2 separate regions of the Homo sapiens genome follow, and region 2 is linked to region 1. Evidence: chromatin loops called from intact Hi-C (ENCODE). Cell type or tissue: MCF 10A. All regions are shown on one strand. Links, peaks and the distances in the headings refer to the core of each region. The heading gives the core; the rest is flanking DNA. Region 1 has its middle 25 kb from the start of KRAS. Region 2 has its middle 83 kb from the start of KRAS.

Evidence for each region. A loop is a pair of places that touch in the nucleus more often than their neighbours do. Peaks named below come from ENCODE experiments on the same cell type or tissue, not always from the same donor. Only the 100,000 strongest peaks of a DNase experiment are listed, where the experiment ranks them.
Region 2: a loop joins it to region 1, with 2.6 times the contacts of the local background. A loop is called at or near these places in 5 of 110 quality-filtered maps.

What each region holds. Positions count from the first base shown.
Region 1 is chr12:25,271,665-25,280,006 of GRCh38, reverse strand. No RefSeq gene overlaps it. Among named protein-coding and RNA genes, the nearest start is that of KRAS, 25 kb to the right of the region's middle. RefSeq lists a cis regulatory region at 3,633-3,643 and an enhancer at 3,566-3,710. In MCF 10A, for the core only: no CTCF peak of the experiment used is centred there; a DNase peak (open chromatin) is centred at 3,656.
Region 2 is chr12:25,330,079-25,338,420 of GRCh38, reverse strand. No RefSeq gene overlaps it. Among named protein-coding and RNA genes, the nearest start is that of KRAS, 83 kb to the right of the region's middle. In MCF 10A, for the core only: no CTCF peak of the experiment used is centred there; a DNase peak (open chromatin) is centred at 4,410.

The DNA.
Region 1 (8,342 bases), core at 254-8,253:
AACTGGAATTCATGGAAAAGAGTCAGTTCTTCTCTGAAGGCAAAAGTGAAAAGGATAGACCCCACCATAAGATGGCCACGTGGAAGCAGGCAGTTTGAGAGCATACCACTGACATGCAAAGAGTAGTATATGCATGGAATGGACAGAGAGTTCTCAGGGCATCTAGTTTCATTAATATCCAAGGCATACATACATGTCACCTCTAATGACAATTTAGTTATGTGAGCCAATAAGTTCTCCTTTGTCTAAGTAAGTTTGAGTTGTGCTTCTGTCATTTAAGAACCAAAAAGAGCCCTGGCTAATACATTGTCTTTTTGATAGCCAGGCTATAAGATAGCAGCCAATGGTCCTCAACTCTGGTAGTTATATCCTTGTGTAGAACCCTGATTGACTAAATGCAAATGTGGAAATGACGGTGTGTGACTACTGAAGCTAGTCTCAGAGAGTACTGAGGCTTCATCTTGGTCTCTTGGATTGCTTGCAGATGAGAAAGCTGGCTGCCATGTTGTAGAGACACTCAGGTAATCTCATGAAGTGACCCACATGGAAAGGAACTAAGGCCAAGTGCTAACAGCCAGTGTCAACAAGCCACCATGTGAGTGAGCACCTTGGAAGCAGACTTTCTAACTCTAGTGAACTCTTTGAATGATCCTAATCTCATGAGACACCAATTCAGGATCAATTGCCAAGCCACCCTCACAGTCCCTTCCCACAGAAACTGTAGGAAATAATAAATGTTTATTGTTTATTTTAAGCCACTAGATTTGGGGGTCATGTTTTGCCCCAAGAATATTTTTTACCTATATAACAATAAGTCATACAACCTTGTAGGAATATTACAAAAGAGAAAAAGTAGAGTGAGAATCCTAATACAATAAAATGGTTATTTCCCAGAGAGATGGTAGTGACTAAGTGGGCAGCCAGGGCTACCCGGTACTCCAATTTCCTATCTGCTTTAAACACTTACCTGGTTATACATATTAGCATTAACCATCATAGAAACTAATGTCTTACAATAGATGAAAAATAGCCAATTGATTCATTCAAATTGCATTTCATGACAAAGAATAATCTGACAAAGAATAATCTGTTAGTTTAATTAAGATTCTATATTGACACTTACTTAAACATATTAAATCTCAGTCACTGTTACTCATAGAAAAATAAATATTAACTTCTTGTAGAAATTTAAACACATTTTCCCACTGGTTAATATAATGAAGGCAAGACTTTCTCTAAACTAATGAGTGAGGATTTCTGCTATTATCGTCTAAAGAGGACTCTAATCATTGAATTTTTTAATTGGCTTCTCTACTAGAAGATTGGATTTTTACCTTGATGCAGAATATTACACAAATACAGTACAATTTTTTTAAAGTTTTCATGTGGTGTTTTAGGCTCGTTAAATAGCATTAATTTTTTTCTTTCTTTCTTTCTTTTTTTTTTTTTACTTTTATCCTTCAAGTTTTCTAGTTTTGATAATTGGTTCATACTTTCTTTTAGGGTCCATCCAATTTCACGTTCAAATGCTTACTCAGCAAATGATGCAGGTGGCTGTTCCACTGGTCTTGATGTGAGGCAGAGCGCTAAGAACCAGCAGATCGATGATGGGTCATGGCCCTAGCCTGAGTGGTGGTGTACCATCATGTAACTTCTTGGCACTTGATTTCCCTTATCTATCAAATAAGCGCCTTGAACAACTACATCCTAAAATTCTCCGAAATTGAGAAAGTCACTGAATTTTGAATATTCAAGTGACACATCTTCTAAACCAGTAAAACAGAAACACATACACTTGTTGTATGTGTAAAGCAATATATTTTTAGTCATGTTTGCGTTCTTGACACTTGAAGTTATACTTTGCATGGTAATTTCACTGCTGGAAAGATTTCAAAAAGGAAGCATTATCAATAAGGTAAAATTAATGTCTTAAAATGCTGTTAAGAAAAAGTGCATAGAAACCAGGAGTGAGCCAGAGTTATAAAACAGATAATACCTTATATTTGAAAAACAATCTTTTTCAAGGAATTATGATTTAAATTACAACTAAATTATATTTTAGTTAAGGAATTGAATAATCGAATAAGGTAATGTCTCTTCCTTATGTTCTTCCTAATTATTTGATCCTATAATGAAAAATTTCCAAAACACTGGATTTTTACAATAAAAGTGTATTTAAATAGCTATAACATAAATATTTCTACAGCAAACACCATATGTAAATCTCAGCCAGCATTTTATTTAATGCTGCTGAAAATTCCTCTAAATCAGCAATGAAAGATTAAGTCATGACCAGTAAAATTTTACTGTTTAGTATTTATTTATTTATTTATTTATTTATTTTTTGAGATGGAGTCTCACTCTGTTGCCCAGGCTAGAGTGCAGTGGCACGATCTCAGCTCACTGCAAGCTCCACCTCCCAGGTTCACGCCATTCTCCTGCCTCAGCCTCACGCCCGGCTAATTTTTTTGTATTTTTAGTAGAGACAGGGTTTCACTGTGTTAGCCAGGATGGTCTCGATCTCCTGATCTCGTGATCCGCCCGCCTCAGCCTCCCAAAGTGCTGGGATTACAGGCATGAGCCACTGCGCCTGGCCCTGTTTAGTATTTAGTGTAGACTGGAGCTAACATTTACCTAGGTACAATAATCCCCATGCATTGTATGCTATATTTCTTTAGATCCACACATCAAACCTATGAAGGAGTTACCATTATGTCCATTTTTTAAACAAAGAAGGACTGGCAAAAGAAAGTAATTAACTTAGGCATTTTGACATGGCAAGAAAGAGGGGCACCTGGGATTTGAACACGTATCTCTAACAAGAGTTTTCAAACTTTTTGTTAAGCTATGGAATCTTTTCCAATAGGAAAACCTTCTGTTCATATGAAAAGTATAAAACAGATAAACTCCTGGATGTTCTGCTTGTGTGGCTGGCTTTGCTGCTTCACTTCCCTCTCTGTCTCTGCCTCCCTCTGCCCTGCAATACCCCCCCATTTGAAAATGACTGCGTTTTGCCTTCATGCCGTCTTGTCCTAGTTTTTCTAAAATCAACAATCCTCATTTAGTGTACCAAACCATTCTCTATAAACAAGAATACTTGACAAACCAGAGTGACACATTTTTGTAAGATAACGTTTGTGAGGCTGTAGATATTATATAAGGTAGATATGGCTGTGGTGATGACAATGATAATGATGGTACAGTTTACTCTATGTAAACACTGCACATTTGTTTAGTTTCAAAGTTAAATAACAAACTATGTGCAGGCCTTTATGGCTCCTAGCCAGCTTCATTGCTCTCTTCTGAAACTGAAAAGCATCAGAGTGGTTTTTTGAGAGAGGTTCCCCGTTGTTGTTGTTGTTGTTGTTGTTTGCCCTGTCACCCTACTAATTAAACATGACCTGATGACCAATGGCCTATGATGAAGCCTGGCGCAAGAGGAGAGCCCTTTCTTCTGTCTTATAGGGTCTGAGTAGGAAACATCCAAGGAGGGGTCAGCATTGGGTAAATGCAGAAGTGGAGAGAGGGAAGACAGCCATGTAGCAAAGCCATGAGGCAGAGAGAAAGTGAGTGAGTACAGTCAGTAGCAATGGTTGGAAAAATAAGCAGGTACAGAGAAATGGAGACAGAAGAGCTGAGTCATGTGCATGGCAAGGAGCCAAGAGTTTGTGTGAGGTCACCAGGGGATAAGTTATACTACTAGATCAGAGCTATTACTCAGTTGTGGCTTAGTGACTATAGCGCAATTCTAGTCCTGTTAATGAGACCTTTATATATTTTTTTACTTCTCCACATTATATTCTTTATTTTATTTTATTTTATTTTTTTGAGATGGAGTTTCGCTCTTGTTGCCCAGGCTGGAGCGCAATGGTGTGATCTCGGCTCACTGCAACCTCCGCCTCCTGGGTTCAAACAATTCTCCTGCCTTAGCCTCCCAAGTAGCTGGGATTACAGGCATGCGCCAGCACGCCTAGCTAATTTTGTATTTTTAGTAGAGACGGGGTTTCTCCATGTTGGTCAGGCTGGACTCGAACTCCTGACCTCAGGTGACCTCAGGCCCGCCTTGGCCTCCCAAAGTGCTGGGATTACAGGCGTGAACTACCACGCCCGGTCATTATATCCTTCTTAATAAACCTGCATTAATTGAGCCAAGTGGTCATTTCTCTGTTCTTTGCACTCTGAAAGAATCAAATTAACACAATATTGAAAGAAGCTTGCACGGCACCTGGAACATAATGGGAGCTCCACAGAGTGTGCTTATCAGGATTTTAAAAGAGCTTCTATGAGCAAAAGCAGAAATTGCAGACTAACTCTCAAATCCAAGAGTCACAGTTGGTTTGGATTTTCAGTTTGGTAGCTTTTTCCCCTCTTGCTTTAAAGGTTTTTTAATTCTAAGAGAAAGCCCAAATTGGATAAATTTAGGTGTGGAAATAAAACACATGTTCTCATAATTTGGGAGAGATGGATGAATCTCTTGGGATATGGGGCTTCACAAAATATTTCAAATTATTTTTTAAATATTACGGGCTTGGCAAAAACAAAATGATTTTCTAAAAGAACTTGTCTTCTTAACATTCAAAAGGTCTCAAGGGAAATGTAATGTACATATTTCTGACTCATTTTACATAACTCAATATTGTTTAATAGGAATTGATTGATGTTTAAAAATTCAATAAATGTTTGAACTAAGAAGTATTGTTGGATGGTAAAACTGTCTTCTGAGAAAAAGGTTGAATTAGATGTTTTCTTAAAAGGGTCTCAGTGCTTGGCCTCAAACTTTACCAAGTATTTTTTCTTCCTTTGTATAAGAGAAAAAAGTAATTCTGAATAATCTCCCTTTTTTCCCAGTTACAAACAAAAAGACAGAAATTTGAATTCCAGAATATTAATATATTATTGAGCAACAGGGAAGAAACCAAACATATAATTAATTGGGGCATAAAAAGAGAAGAGAAAAGGAGAAACAGAGAGAGAGGGAAGAGAAAGAACTACTGAGATGTTAAAGGATTATATGTTGCTGAACTAAATGACATATAATCAACAACCCAAATTTCTCTGTGGAATGCAGTAAGTTTCAGAGCAACTTAGAGACCTCAGCTGGTATAAAATTCTACTTTCACTCTACTCTCCTAACACCCTGTTCTTCTCCCATTGTAATACTTATCAAACTTCATTGAAATTACTTCCTAATTGTCTGTCTGCCCTCTGCATTGTAAACTGTGTGAAGGTAGGGTTTGTGTCTGTCTTGTTCTCCACTATTCCCAGAGCCAGCTAACACCTAGCAGAATTGTTACCACCAATTCCTAGCTCAGAAGTATTTGTTGAATCAAACTTTATAACACAATCATGTGTAGAGGTTAAAAGCACAGGCTCTGAAATCAAACTCAGTATCAGCGTTGACATCTGTTTAGTGGATATGGTAACAGCACCTACCTCCTTGAGCTGTAGCGAGAATTATATGAGGAAATACGTGTACAGCACTAGGCATGGTGTTGGCATATTGTTGGCATACTGTTCCAAAACATGTTGCTCATAAAAATAATAATGAGGGCCAGGTACGGTAGCTCACGCCTGTAATCCCAGCACTTTGGGAGGCCGAGGCAGGTGGATCACCTGAGGTTGGGAATTCAAGACCAGCCTGACCAACGTGGAGAAACCCCGTCTCTACTAAAAATACAAAATTAGCCGGACGTGGTGGTACATGCCTGTAATCCCAGCTGCTTGGGAGGCTGAGGCAGGAGGATCACTTGAACCCAGGAGGCGGAGGTTGCAGTGAGCTGAGATGGTGCCATTGCACTCCAGCCTGGGCAACAAGAGTGAAACTCCATCGCAAAAAAAAAAAAATAAATAAAATAATAATAATAATAACAATAAGTATTTTCCCTGAACAATGAATCCAAGCATTTTTCTCTCAGCAAAATAAAGTTTTTACAAAAGTAAAATAAAAATTGATTTTTTTAACACACACATTGTGATTTAGTCATGCACATTTTATCAACATAGCCTGAAACATTACAGGTAATACTCTTAAAAATCTTTTTTAGGCCGGGCGCAGTGGCTCACACCTATAATCCTAGGACTTTGGGAGGCCAAGGTGGGCAGATCACGAGGTCAGGAGATCAAGACTATCCTGGCCAACATGGTGAAAACCCATCTCTACTAAAAACACAAAAATTAGCTGGGCATGGTGGTGCAAGTGTAGTCCCACTACTCAGGAGGCTGAGGCAGGAGAATTGCTTGAATCCGGGAGGTGGAGGTTGCAGCGAGCCGAGATTGTGCCACTGCACTCCAGCCTGGCCACAGAGCGAGACTCTGTCTCAAAAAAAAAAAAACAAAAAAAACTCTGTGTTTTCCCCCCAGCCGGCTCATTGGCCATTCTCCCCATTTGATCTTACTCATTTCTGGATGAATTCAGCTGGCTGTGGAGCAGCATGCTGGAGAATATGAAGGTTTGTGATTCTACATTCTTTCTGCCTAATAAGTACGTCAGTCATTTAAAAGAATGACTGTGATTTAACGGTTACATAGTCATTAATTCCTAGAGTAGGATTTTTCTTTTTTTAACACTGGCATGACTCTGATCCTAAACAGAGTATAATCAGGTCACTAAATGTGGCCACTGCCCAAGTGTCCCTTGGGCAGATGACACAGAGATTGAAAGTCCATAAATGACTGACCTGTACATCCAGGAATGACAACAGGCTTTAGCAGAACCCAGCAATACGGCTGGAGGGCAATAGGGAAGAGCTAACATTGACTGAACACTTACCCAATACAGATGTTTTATATATAGTATTTCTAATTCTGAAAACAAAACCTATGAAAACAAATCTATATTTCCCATTTCACAGATAAGAAAACTGAGGCTTAAATAGGTTGAGTCTTCTCTCAAAAGTTCACATAACTAAAATCACAGGACAGTATTGTTTTCACAATTTTTATGTAAATGTAAAACTGCTGTAAAATATAAAGCTTATTTTAAAAATAAAAATGTTTTCTTTGTAAATGGAAATTCTTAGAAGAAAAATTTGGTTAAAAAATGAATTTCTAAGGAGGCTGAGGCAGGAGAATCGCTTAAAACCCGGGAGGCGGAGGTTGCAGTGAGCCAAGATCACGCCATTGCACTCCAGTCTGCGCAACAGAGGGAGACTCTGTCTCAAAAAAAATAAATAAATAAAATAAAATAAATTTCTAAAACATAGAATCTGAAAAAAAAATCATTGGGCCTGAAATAAACCCAGTTCTTTTAAAAAATTTTAAAAATTTTAAATGGGGTCTTGGTCTATCACCAAGCCTGGAGTGCAGTGGCAAGATCTTGGGTCAATGCAGCCTCTAGCTCCTGGGCTCAATCAATCCTCCCACCTCAGCCTCCCAAGTAGCTCTGCGTACAGGCACATACCCATCATGCCCAGACAATTTTTGTAATTTTTTTTTTTTATAGAGATGAGGTCTCCCTATGTTAGCCCGGCTGGCCTCAAACTCTTGGGCTCAAGCAATTCTCCTGCCTAAGCCTCCAAAAATGTTGGGATTACAAGCATAAGCCACTGTGTCCAGCCCCCAGTTCTGTCTTAATCTTAATGCAAAGAGCCTATGCTTTGCTGCCTTTCTAGTGGGTGTAATGGGATTTATAAAAAGACAGAAACCATTACGCAGATGGGGTCTTTTATTTTGCTGGTAGGTTGCATACTTTTTAAGACCAGGGGTGTTGCCTATTTTGTTCACTGTTCTGTCTTTGCCACTCAACCCAATGCCTACCATAAAATAGTGCACAATAAATGTGTATTGAATGAATAAGTAAATGCCTCTTTCTCCTTGGATGCCCCTGGGAAATAGAATGGTAGGTATCATTAATTAATCAAATGTATTGTCAGGCATTGTCTTCATAAAGATCTTCAATCAGCACATAGTACAGAGGTTTACTGCTCTAGGGGCAGGACTGACCTTGTGATGGGCGAGTCATTGAGGAATGCTGCTGCGAGTGAGCCCCTGCATCTCACCCCCATGGCCCTTACACACACACACACACACACACACACACACACACATTAAAAATCTCCCATTCACTAGCCATTATCATCTAACTTGCATCACTTTAAAAATTGCTCTCAGTGAGTAGATGCTCATTTAAAGAAGGTAATAAGGAGAAACTCTCTTACTGGATAGTTAGGCTTAGAGGGAAGAAGAACTTGAATAAAAGGAGTTGTGACAGCTAAAAAAATCCCCAAAAACAACCTCCTGGTGCCCAGACAAGAAAAGCCAAGGAGTATCATGCTAGAAAGTAGGTCAGAGGAGTTTATGCACCAGTGGATGTCATGAGGCCTCAACCACAGCAACTGAGTTCT
Region 2 (8,342 bases), core at 106-8,105, 59 kb before region 1:
GACCATATCTGGAAAAAGAAATAAGCAAATGAACATTTATGGATGTTACACTATGCCCCCACATGCTGCACTAAATGCTTTCTTTATTTCCTTTGAAATGGTCATCACAGTTATCTTGTGACGTAGCCATTAAACTCTCATTTTATGAGTAAGGAAATCAGTGTCTTTATTTGTAACCTCTGAAGGAATGGAAAATAGATGGAATAGAAGCCATCCAGAGAAAAACTGTGCTCAGTCCTAAGATATGCCAGTACTGGAAGATATCCAGAGCAGATGAAATAGACAAAACACTGCTCCTCAAGGAATAACCACATGTCACAGCATCCTCTGTAATAAACACACAGTGTTGTTGAGTATATTCCCACGGGGCCTTTTAAAGTAATTGGATGAATCTAGAATTTAGCCTTGTGCATACAGTTGCTAGTGAATGGGTAAGTCAGTTGTCTTTGAGGCCAAGTTGGCCTATGTGGGTCACAATAAAATGCTGGAGTCCTCCCTCGGGCTCTGTCCTTAGAATTATTTATGTACACCACAACCATGTCCATAATTTGGCTATATAGAGCCTAGATGTACATCTCCAACTTGGACCTCTGTTGAATTTCAGCCTCAGATAAACTGACTCCCAGACATCTCTAAAACGTGTCTTATGTTGGGCCCTTGATATTTTCTCATCAAATCAGCTTCTTCTCCATCAATGACAAATCAATTGTTAACGCTCTTCATGATCCGGCACTTCCTTACCTCCCTGACTTCATCTCCTACTGCTCTCCTCTTTGCTCACTCTACCACAGGCACGTGGCCTTCATTGCTGCTTTCTAAGCATACTTGGCAAGCACCTGCCTCAGGACCTCTGCACTTGCAGTTCTCTTCTTGGGATACCTTTCCCCTAGATATTCACATGGCTTCCTCCTTCACCACCCTCAGGTCGTGCACAAACGGCACCTTCTCAATGAGGCCTTCCCATCTAAAATTATAACTCCCTTCCCACCCGCCCCTCCAAGTCACAAGCACTTTCTATCCCCTTCCCCCTCTTGCTTTACTTTTCTTAAAATTAATTTATTCTCACTCATTTTGGCAGTGAAAGTTGCTTTATTTTTCTCTTTTGCACTTAACACTATCTAACCATCTACTTATTTTTCTTATTATCAGTAAGAAACACTTGATGAAATCTTAGATGTCTTTGATAATAAGATGCAACATTATTTTTGTATCACAAGAAAAGAAAAACAGCTGCCAATTACAAATGTAAGATGGTACTAAGTCAGATTACAATTTCAGAGATTTTGAAGTGTGAAAAATTGTCCATCTTACATTTGATGAAATAAAGTATTTTCTTTATTGTTTTTCTCTCTCACTAAAATGCAAATTTCCATATGGATGTGGATTTTTTTTTTTTTGAAATGGGGTCTCGCTGTGTTGGCCGGGGTGGTCTCAAACCCCTGGTGTCAAGCAATCCTCCCGCCTTGACCTCCCAAAATGTTGGGGTTACAGGTGTGAACCACTGCACCCAGCCTAGATATGGATTTTTATGTTTGGTTCACTGCTGTATTATCTGGCGCGTGGTAGATGTTTAATAAATATTTGTTGAATAAATGTTCAAGAACTAATAAAAAAAGAATAAATAATAGACTCCTATATGAGCAGAGTATATCTGTTCTAATTGCCTTAGAAGATTGAAATCTAAGAAGAAAAAGATCATAGAGGATGTCAAAGCTTGATCTGAATTTCCTAGAGTTTTCTGAAACCTCTAGAGAAGATGAGAGACCAATATTAATTCCATAAGTGCTACTGATGTTCTCAGGTTGAATGCATGCAAAGGCCATCCAACCTCAGTTAAAGATTTTCCTAGAATATTCTCTGCCTCCAAAGCTTAACCTAACAAGCTCCATCTTACTCAGATTCTCAGCTCAAGCATCACCTTCTCAGAAAGGAGTTCCGAGACTGCACGATCTAGAAAAAGTAGCCACCAGCACCACCTATCCCAGCTCTACCCATTCATCTCTATCTCATCACCTTGTTGTCTTTTATTCGTAGTACTTTTCACTATATGAAGTTATAGCATGTGCTTAGAACTGTGTCTGAAACAGAAAGTGCTTAATAATTAGCTGTTGAACCAATGTACATGGAGTGTTTGGATCCCTCAAAACTCTTCTCCCTCCCATCCTGACCTAAAAAAGTTCTAGAGAGTTCTATTGTTAAAGTCATTCCTTTTAGTAAAGTTATAAATATTCAAGAAATCTGATTATAAAGCAAATGTGATATTTGGACAAAGATAACATTAGCCGAGGGGTACCCATTAACACCTTGATAAATGCCACTTTTCCTGATGAGCGATTTTTATCTAATTAGAAAAAACAAAGCCCTGAGTGATGGGGAGAAGTTGGCTAGATGGCTTAGAGTAAGACTGGTGGAGTTCAGAGCAGCGACTGTGAAAGTGAGAATCCCAAGAAGCTAGTTTCCTGGACCTGAATGTGAGAAGGGGCAGGGGCATTAAATGGCTGAGTTTGACCTCTCTAACCTTTTGTCTAGGATTTGACCAAGCCCAGTGGCTACTTATCCTCCCTTCTCTTCCCTGTGCCTTCACCCTGTGATTTTCTCATCACCTTTTACATTCATCTACTAAGAAAGAATGCTTTCTATGCATTTTAGTTTCTTTTTCCTTCCAAAAAGGATCATCCAGTATATTATTTGTATAATGCAATCTTAGATCTACAAATTTTTCTAATGTCGACCTACAATTTTCTTGCTGTAGCTCATTCTGCCTTTGCACTATCTGTAAAGGAAAGAAAATGTCTGTTTAGTATATACTTCATAGAATATCTCTTCCTATATTTAAAGATCCTTAAATTCTACACTTCATAGGTCAGCTGAAGAATTTTTAAAATAAGCTTTATTTGCTTTATAAGGGGGCCAGTTATTGGAAGAACTTCAACCAGTATTTAAAAGCCAACTTTAGTCAAACCACTTTGTCTAGACACTTCACCTCAGTTTTCTGCAGTTTAAATATCCCACATCTTTAAGCCTTTCCCTATGGGGCCTCTTTCACAGAACTTTAATTAGTTTTGTGGTTCTTTCATAAAGTCATCTCAATTCTTTTTTCCCCCTCTGGTAATGAAAGCTTTTTTCCTCTAATATAAAAGCTTTCCAACCAATGGATTTCGTTTGAATCTCTGGATATCCAAAGCATGCATTTATATCCTCACTGAAGAAAATTATATAACTTTCTATTTTTCTTCTATGTACCTTTAAGTGATTTATTTTTTCGCCTATAATTTTATTATGCTAATCAGCTCATAAACATGGTCAGAGTGTGTGCCCTAGACCTAGACTATTCAAAATTCAGTAAGAAGAGAAAAGAGAGAGAGAGAGACAGAGACAGAGAGATTAGAAAGAAATATTTAAAATGTGTTGTTAGGATAACTTTGTGATTACTCAGGGATAGAGAATTTAAAATTTCAAATATAGACAGCCTAATAGGTACTAAAAGCCTAGAATTGTGCATTTATATTAATTCTAAGTGAGTATTTTTTTTGGCGTCTTTGAAAGAGAATTTTCTGTGTAAAAATGATTATTTTGAACTTTTAAATTAAAATGACAAGTTCTAAACAGTAGCTCTTCATTAAGGTGTTAAATTCAAAGAATTATTCAAAAGTCCAGTAATTAATAACAATTATATTTAGGGGCCATCAATTATGTTTAATCTCATTTAAAGATAAAGGGGCTCCTTCGAATACCTTAAACTCTATAGATTTAAACATTCATTTTCTTTTCAACACTGTAATTGTCTGTTCTAACAAACAAACTTTCCTGGTACCAAATAAACCATGACTCTAATAAGCTTATAAATACAATGAGCTTTAGGATCTTTTCACTATTTTAATACATAGATCAGCTCAATAAAATTTCAACTTAAATCAAAAGTCTAAATCCATTACGTATAACATACATGTTTAAAATAGAAACTAAGAACTGATCTGTTAACTGTAATAGGCTAAATTATAAACATTGAAAGTACACATGGTGAAACCCTGTCTCTACTAAAAAATACAAAAATTAGCTGGGCATGGTGGTGGACTCTTGTAATCCCAGCCACTCGGGAAGCTGAGGCATGAGAATCACTTGAACCTGGGAGGTGGAGACTGCAGTGAGCTGAGATTGTGCCACTGCACTCCAGCCTGGGCGACAGAGTGAGACTGTCTCAAAAAAAAAAAAAAAAAGGAAGAAAAAGAAAGAACCAAAAATACTAAGCATACATAGATTTCCTAACACAAAATATGTTAATACCATGAAAAACTTTCTAAATCTTCGTAGAGTTGGAAGAGGCTTAGTCATCAAGGAAGTGATGATGTCATCCTTCACAGTTTGGAGGATTACCTCCCTGTGTAATTTATGGATTGACTTGCTGAAGCTTTGTGGGTGCCAGGTGATACAGGCTGAGACGACACTCGATCGGTGTTTATGACACTGAAAGGGCATACTGGCGTATTGAGCCCTATTTATAGCCTGAAACAGAGATTTCATCATTTGAAACAAAAGTCCTTAGATGTGAGTCATCTTATTACCTAATTTTCAAATCATATTGGGATCTGTAACACTCACTTTTGAAGCTTTCTCATTTGAGTGGATTGGATTTTATATTTCTTTGGCTTCTGAGATGTTCAAATGGCTTTTTTTTTTTTTTTTTTTTTTTTGAGACTGAGTTTTGTTCTTGTTGCCCAGGCTGAAGTGCAATGGCATGATCTTGGCTCACTGCAGCCTCCACCTCCCAGGTTCAAGTGATCTCCTGCCTCAGCCTCCCAAGTAGCTGGGATTACAGGAATGTGCCATCATGCCTGGCTAATTTTGTATTTTTAGTAGAGATGGGGCTTCACCATGTTGGCCAGGCCAGGCTTGAACTCCTAACCTCAGGTGATCTGCCCACCTTGGCCTCCCAAAGTGTTGGGATTACAGGCGTGAGCCACAGCACCCAGCCATTTAAATGTCTTTTTAGTCAAACTCCTGAATTCTTTACATGTACTTTTAAGTTTTAGAACAACGCAACTACTATAGATAATAAATTAATAATCCATTAAATTCTGGCTATGTCTTCTGATTTGTCTGATTATTTTACAAGTTCTAAGATCATCAAGCTGACACCTTGCACATCTCCTTCTAAAAATAAATCCTAAGGAAATATTCAGAGATGTGCAAAAGAATTCAACCACAGGGATTTCATCACAGTATTATTTTTAGTAGAAAATGACCTAAATGTCAAGCAAAATCTTTTGTTATTTTAAAATTCCATAAAGCTGGGAACCACAGTTTGTTCATTTTTGTTTCTTGTTTTGTCTAGGATTTACCTTATGGCATTGCACATAGAAGGTGCTCAATAAATGCTTATTAACGGAATAGGTAACTAAATAGTCTTGTGGACACCCCTCTGTAGCAACTGAGGCACTAGGAGTGTAGCTTGGGAGGGTTTTGTCTTTCAAAATCTCTCTGTGAGCCCTTCTTCAAAACGAATAGTTGATGTTTTTCAGGTCTTATGTCACATGCTTTACAAACTCACAGCTTTAATCCTCTCTTTGTAACAAGACATGACTTCTAAGCCCCTCTATGTAGAATTCTAGATCTGACACACCTCTGTAAGATGCAGTCTTGAAAAGAGGGAAGGAAAAGAAACTTCTTGATACCCTTTGTCACATTTGTTCTCTCACAGGAGAAAATGATGTGGAAAGGAGAATGGACCCCAAGCCAGCTAAGAGATAAATGCCTCTGCTCTGTTAACAATCATGTCAAATTCTTACATTTTCCAAAGTTTGTGCAATAGACATGTATTCCTTTTGGAATAAAGAAACATAGTGCTTTAAAAACTATGCTTAACTAATTCTATAATCTGCTTTCAATTTTTACTTATTCAATTTATTTATTTTCTGCCAGTGATCTAAAAGCTTTCGTTGTGCATTGTTCAATGGACACCTTAATACAGTTGCACACCTGGGCAGAGTGCTGAAACTCACTGTCATTGCAAACTTGACTTATACCATACTAAGAGTGAAACTGCTAACTCAAGAGTAAAAGACAGAAAATAGTCCAGAAGACAGCCCAAAGCTTCAATGACAGGGCTGGTCTGATTCTTGCAGGCTCTGCTCCCGTCCTCAGAGTGGAAAAATTCACAGGTTTGCAAATTCAAGGTCTTTCCCAAGGCTTCTAGTAAACAATTACAAAGTTCTTTTTTTTTTTTTTTTTTTTTTGAGATGGAGTCTGGTTCTCTCGCCCAGGCTGGAGTGCAGTGGCATGATCTTGGCTGACTGCAACCTCTGCCTCCTGGGTTCAAGTGATTTTCCTGCCTCAGCCTCCCAAGCAGTTGGGACTACAGGTCCATGCCACCACCCCTAGCTAATTTTTTTGTATTTTTAGTAGAGATGGGGTTTCACCATGCTGGCCAGGCTGGTCTCAAACACCTGATCTCAGGTAATCTGCCCACCTCGGCTTCACAAAGTGCTGGGATTACAGGCGTGAGCCACCATACCCTGCCTAATTAGGAGGTTCTGATTTCCAAAGTGAGGCAGATAACCAGATAACACTGGACTATAAAGGGGGTGTAGAGAATGTTGTTAACATTGAATTCAAGGAAAGGGTTTACTGTGAATAAAAAGAAAGGTGAGTAGATGCACAGAGTGACAGGTGAGAGTGAATCCCAGGAGGTTACTACTGTCCACCCTTGGGGGCTGCTGGGAGTAGTGACAGACACCCTTACCTGCAGTCCTGGAAGGCTTGCTGGAGAAGATGGTTTTCAGTAGCTGCTTTCTCAGACACACGTATCAAAGACATTGGTGTCACATCAAGTTATGCTAAAAAAGAATTGGGACATCTAGCAAGTAAAAGAGAAAACAGGAAATAGGGTTTCAGCGTTTCTGGGGTCTCACTGGGAGCCCCAAGGTGGTAAATTAATAGTCCTTGGACAATTATCTTAGAGTTTGGTTGCCTGATGGTCTGTGGTCTCCTCCCTGCCCAGTCCCCATTGCAATCCCATGGTTTATGTGCCATATATACCCCCATCTCCATCGCAAGAGCACCTGTCTCACTCCACACTTCTATCCCCTCACCCTCAATGCTCTCTCTCTCAGTTACCTACGAAATTTACGAATAGCAGCAGAAAACCACTGTGATATGTGATATGCAGGAGCTGTGTAACATGGTGTAGTTACAGGCGAATAAAACCCAGGCTCTGATGCTGGCCCTACTGGGCTCTTTAAGCCTTGTTCCTCATACTTACAATGAGGATAGAATGCACACTTTCCAACTATGCTGTCAGGGTGGAATGAGATAATGTCTGTGAAAACACCAAGTCTAATGCTCAACTTTCTGTGTGCTTGGAAGATAAACCAGTGTATTTTTCAAAATATGAAAATATGGCCAATAACAGATGAGTTTTGATACAGTCTGATTATTTTCCTTCTTTAGTCTTGCAATAGGTCTCCTCTTACCTAAATAAATTTCAGTAATAATAACTATATCCAACTTAAAATTTGCATAAGAATATGCCACACTATTGAGTATGAACATGCAGGTTTTGGATTTATAATCCTGCCATGTGGCTTTAGCATCTAGGGGCTTCAGTTCCTAAGTAAGGTCAAAGAAAGGCCCTCTTCTAAGCCAAGCTTTGGCTGGTAATAGTTACTCTTCCCTTTGGCTCGCATCAATTGTCTGTAATCTACTCTCACTCAGGTCTCACCTCCGCAAGGACAAGACCCTTCCAGCTACTCTAAACAACCCAAATTTTCCCTTGTTGGGTATTACTACTAGTACTTAATGGCTGTGAAGCTCCAATGGAGATTTAGTCATGAAAATAATATTCATTACATATAGTCCCCATTTATAGAACACATTGTATTTATCTAATTTTTACAACAACCCTGCAAGGTAGCTATAATTATCCCTATTTTGCAAATGAAGGCATTAAAGCTAAAAAAGTCTAGGTAACAATCAATAGTAGCACTTAGATTCAAAGCATGAGGTTTTCACTCCACTAATCTACCTTCCAAATCTGTTTATTATTCATTCATTTTGGTTTTTTAAATTTGTAGGCTAATTAACTTGTGTCTGTTCCGTAAGCTACTAATCATGGTATCTCTGAGCAAAAGACTTACATTACACTGCTGATTACTTTTGTTTCATCTGCATTTCTAAGTTACAATCACCTGTTAGACAAAGATAATGCCCTCCAATTCTTAGGTGTTGTCATTGTATATTTTCAATACAAGGCTAAGAATGCTAAACACTCTCTATACATACTTTTTAAACTAACTGAATTAATGAAAAAGAGAGATCATAATGAGAACTCCAGATCTCCAGATCAT